Linked DNA regions of Homo sapiens: region 2 is linked to region 1. Evidence: read pairs that join two places in POLR2A ChIA-PET (ENCODE). Cell type or tissue: PC-9. All regions are shown on one strand.

Region 1 (2,500 bases):
TCTTAAGCTGAATGTGAGCATTACCTGATCTGAAAGCCGACTTGCTGCTTGCTCAATTTCTGCCCTGGCAGCGATGGACTGTCCACACCAAGGGGCATAGAAGAAGAGCAGTACCACCTCTGAATCCCGTCGAACGTACTCTGCATAATCCAGCTGCCCCTGGAAGAGGTCAAGGACTGGAGACCTCAAGGAGAAAAAGCTGACAGGTGGCTTTGCTGGTATTATCACATCTTTTGCTCGACTAAAAAAGAGCAAACACAGAAAAGATTGCTTAGTTTATCTTCTTCTAAAAATAGCTCTGTGGAAGTAGAATGAAGCTTAAAAGGAAAATCCTCTTTTGAATAAGAAAATGGAGTCCCAAAATCACTGCCCTAGAAAGGCAACATCTGGCTGAGCAAATGCAAGACATGAATAATACGTTGGAAACAATTCTCTGAGATTCTGTCCCCTAGGTGTAGGCTGGAAGGGCAGTGGAGAGCAGAGAAGGATGTCTCTGAATAATCCATATTCCTGCTCCCCACATCCCAAAGACTTCATCCTCCTTTTTCTGCAGCCTGGCTCTCCACAAAAGCCACTTATCTCCAGGGCTTTAGAGCCACCAGCATGCAAGCTCAGAATTACGGTGAGGGAGCATGTAAACTACCATTAACAAGATTTCCACGGGAGATGCTTACAATCAACTCAACTTTGAGAAAACATTAAGCTTATTAGCTGGAGTTGGCTTGTACTTATCCAGGGCATTCAGGTAACAGTAACAATTAAACAATAATATACATTCCTCCAGATATATATCATAATCCTAAGACTAATGAAGATAAGTAACAAAGCAACAGCCTATTTAACTGGAAAATGGGCTTTTTGAACACTTGAGCTTCCCACAAGAAACAGATCAGGAGGAAAAAGAAAAGAACGCTGAACAAACAAGTGGTCAGAAGTAACTTTCCCCATCAAGACCTAAAGATCTAGGCCCAGGCTGCATCCCACCAAGTAGAAGGGCCCTAGTAAACACCCTGAGCTGTCCATGCATCTACACTCACATACCACAAACCATTAGGGCAGCTTTGCTAAGAAACAAATGAGACCCAATTATGCACTATCTAAACGAGATAAATAGAGAACATAAACATGGAAACCTAAAACGCGATGAGATTAACCCCAAAGAAAGTAAAGGAGACCAGGCGTGGTGACTCAGCCTGTAATTCCAGCACTTTGGGAGGCCGAGGCAGGCAAATCTCCTGAGGTCAGGAGTTCAAGACCAGCCTGGCCAACATGGTGAAACCCTGTCTCTACTGAAAATGAAAAAGTAGCTGGGCGTGGTGATGGGCGCCTGTAATCCCAGCTTCTCGGGAAGCTGAGACACAAGAATCGCTTGAACCCGGGAGGCGGAGGTTGCAGTGAGCCGAGATTGCACCATTGCACTCCAGCCTAGGTGACTAGAACAAAACTCCATCTAAAAAAAAAAAAAAGAAAGAAAGTAAGTAAAGGAACAAGAAAAGAACAAAAGCCAGACGGTACAAATGGAAAACAAGGAGCACGAAGGTAGACTTAAACCCAACTACCTCAACAATTACGTTAAATATAAAAGGAGAGGCCGGGCGCGGTGGCTCATGCCTGTAATTCCAGCACTGTGGGAAGCCGAGGCAGGCAGACCACGAGGTCAGGAGATCAAGACCATCCTAGCTAACATGGTGAAACCCCATCTCTACTGAAAAAAATACAAAAAATTAGCCGGGCGTGGTGGCACATACCTGTAGTCTCAGCTACTCGGGAGGCTGAGGCAGGAGAATTGTGTAGGTTGCAGTGAGCCAAGATCATGCCATTGCACTCAGCCTCGGCAACAGAGCGAGACTACGTCTCTCAAAAAAAAAAAAAAAAAAAAAAAGGAAGCAACCTAATTAGGAGGAGCAGACTGCCAGACAGGATAAAGCAAGACCCAATTATGCACTATCTAAACGAGATATATCTTAAATATAAAGACACAGGATAAAGGCATAAGGATGGGAAAAGAAAAACTATGTAAATAGTGAGCATAAGAAATCTGGCATGACTCATGAGGTAAAATGATAAACTGGGGTATATTCTTACCCATTTACTTAAATGTTACTCCACAATAAAAACGAAAAGCAAAACCTATTCATATGTACTATAACTTGGATGAGTCTCAAAATGATTATGCTGAGTGAAAAAAGTGCTAAAGAGTACATGCACTATGACTGCATTTATATGAAATTCCAGAACAGGCAGAAGTATCCAACGGAGCAAGTCACCTATTTATTCACTCAAACTAATATTTTAACCTTCAATCAGAGAGCTTTCAGTCTATGCAGAATGCCTTCATAACCTGAAAAAATCACTTACACAATTATTCAAAAATTCTTTACTGAGCAGCTGTGACTGTGCTTTGGGCACAAGCACTAAGGCTGCGGCAGCTAGCACTGCGTGTTGTCGAGGAGACCACTTTCTAGGGGAGGAAGACAGGAAAAACATCAAATGTGTAAAC
Region 2 (2,500 bases), 750 kb before region 1:
ATACCGCACACTTTCATGCAAATCCCGTTTCTTTTTTTTCCGCCAGGTCTTCTTAATTATACATCATGCACCGCTGGTGAACTCGTTAGCTGAAGTCATTCTGAATGGTGATCTGTCTGAGATGTACGCTAAGACTGAACAGGATATTCAGAGAAGTTCTGTAAGTCATTAGCTTCGGGACTGACCTTAACAGGAAACCATTGCTCATTTTGCTAATCTGTGTGTTTCTCTAAAATCAGAAACTAACATTCTGAATATATAGCAGTGATGATGCATAAGCTGGTCCGGGATTCAGTGAACCTAATCAGAGTCTTGATTGCATACCCAAGAGAAGCTGGGATCAGGGACCACCTGGATTTGATTGATTGTGTGTTCTTAAACATGGAATTGTACCACTCCGGGCCTTAGGTTGCATATCTGTGAGACACTGTTATCGGGACACAGTGAGAAAATGCCTTATCAGAGGAACTAATGTCTACAGAAGTTGGGCGATGAACATCCATGAATGACTCAGGCCCCAGGTGAGGGCAGTAGAGAGTGGCGAGGGGTGTGGCAAATTGGAGAGTGTATGCCACCTTGGCGAGCAGCTCCTGTTCTACCCCAGGCTGCTGCTGTTCTGCAGGAATATGGATGTAGGATTACTAGGTTTTTTCATGTTTCTAGAGAAGCGGGAAAAACGCATTGTTACGTGTAATCTCTAGTTTTAAATGATCATCAAGCTTTGGACTAAGTAGCATGTTTGTGGTCTGCAGGAAGGAGCTTTGGCGTTCCATTTGGTACACTGCTGAGGGAAAACACCTGATGGCCAGTGTTGTGACTTCTCTTGAAGCTTTTCCATCTTGTCCTCTGTATATCTCTGCTGTCATCTCTCAGATCCTGCTCACATGTCCTGAGCTCCAGCTGCCTTAATCCTGGTCTGACTTGCTTTTCCCCCAGCATGTCCAGCATTTGTGCCTTTGAACCTGCGCCTTTACCGTACCTACAGCCTGGTTCCTGATGCACCTGGTTCCCTCTTTTCAAAGGTCTTACCCACTCTAAGCTCCTTATGGCAGGGATCTCACCTGTCACTGAATCAGCTGCAGTCTGGGCTGCACAAATGCTCATCTCACTTATGCGGAGCCCAGGCTGCAGCTGATTCAGTGACAGGTGAGATCCCTGCCATAAGGAGCTTAGAGTGGGTAAGTGAGATGAGCATAGTGCGTTTTATACAAGGGCTGTTTCATAAAGGTTTCCTCTCTGCAGCCAGGTGCTCAGGCAGTGGCCAGGCTGGTAAAAGGGCCAGCTCGCCCTGGGGTAGTAGATTTGCTGCCCCACCTACATGAATGGGTGGAATGTGACCCTGTGGATGAAAGGCCACCACTGCATGGAGTACAATTACAAGAGGCCCCTGCCCTTCCACTGGTTTTGGTGTATGATGGTCTGGCCAGGTCATTTTGTTATTCAGGGGAGCATTAGCGCCTCTGAAAAGCTTCCCAGAAACTCTGTCCTTGTTAGTGGTGGTGGCATTAGTGAATTGATTGGGGCCTTTTCATGGCCCCTGTCTGGCCTATCCCTTTCTTGATTCATTCAGCAGTGTTGATGGAGCTCTTTCTTTGGGCCAAGTATCATGCTAGTTCTGGGGATACACAATGTCATAAAGAGTCTGTGCCGTATTCGAGCTTTACAGTACAGTAGAGAGGTGGACATGGATCAGATATGCAAATAACTCACTGTCTTAACTCTTATAAGCGCTCTAAAGGGAAGAAGTGTTTGGTGAGAGGCTTTGGCCTAGAGGTGACAGGGGTGATGTGTTAAAGATTTTCCTAGTGGTCCATCTCATGACAACACACGGTCTGGCAAATGTACAGCTGACTCAGAGTTTATGGGGCCCTAGATATTTCTCTGCAACTTTCTTAAACTAGCGTTTGCTAAATGAATGTAAGTCACGGAAGGCTGAGTCAGCAGAATCAGCAGGGCCTCCAGTTAGAGGTGCAGAGTGCCCTGCCAGCCACCTGGTCTCGGGCAGGTTGTTTCACTCCATTTAGAAAACAGGCAGCGCAAGCCCTGCTCTAGAGAGCTGATGGAGATGGGGGCAAAATATAAAGTGCCCGCTGGGCACGGTGGCTCACCCCTGTAATCCCAGCACTTTGGGAGGCCGAGGCGGGCAGATCACCGGGTCAGGAGATCGAGACCATCCTGGCTAACACGGTGAAACCCCGTCTCTACTAAAAATACAAAAAAAATTGGCCGGGCATGGTGGCAGGCGCCTGCAGTCTCAGCTACTCGGGAGGCTGAGGCAGGAGAATGGCGTGAACCCAGGAGGCGGAGCTTGCAGTGAGCTGAGATTGCGCCACTGCACTCCAGCCTGGGCGACAGAGCAAGACTCCATCTCAAAAAAAAAAAAAAAAAAATATATATATATATATAGTGCCCATCAAGTGCCTGCTGGGTTGCAAACTGGCCACCAGACTCATTTGGTTTGGTCTTTGCAGTATTTAAAAGAAAATTTTCTGAATTGCCA

What was found. Peaks named below come from ENCODE experiments on the same cell type or tissue, not always from the same donor. Only the 100,000 strongest peaks of a DNase experiment are listed, where the experiment ranks them.
Region 2: POLR2A ChIA-PET joins it to region 1 with 15 read pairs; 3 of 35 experiments call an interaction of 5 or more read pairs at or near these places.

What each region holds. Positions count from the first base shown.
Region 1 is chr16:11,735,993-11,738,492 of GRCh38, forward strand. TXNDC11 (thioredoxin domain containing 11) reads right to left here. Exons shown (of 12, transcript NM_015914.7): 2 at 25-241. Among named protein-coding and RNA genes, the nearest start is that of TXNDC11, 5.6 kb to the right of the region's middle. In PC-9, no CTCF peak of the experiment used is centred here; no DNase peak of the experiment used is centred here.
Region 2 is chr16:10,982,832-10,985,331 of GRCh38, forward strand. CLEC16A (C-type lectin domain containing 16A) reads left to right here. Exons shown (of 24, transcript NM_015226.3): 10 at 47-160. Among named protein-coding and RNA genes, the nearest start is that of CLEC16A, 40 kb to the left of the region's middle. In PC-9, a CTCF peak has its summit at 537; a DNase peak (open chromatin) is centred at 1,300; H3K27ac peaks cover 995 bases.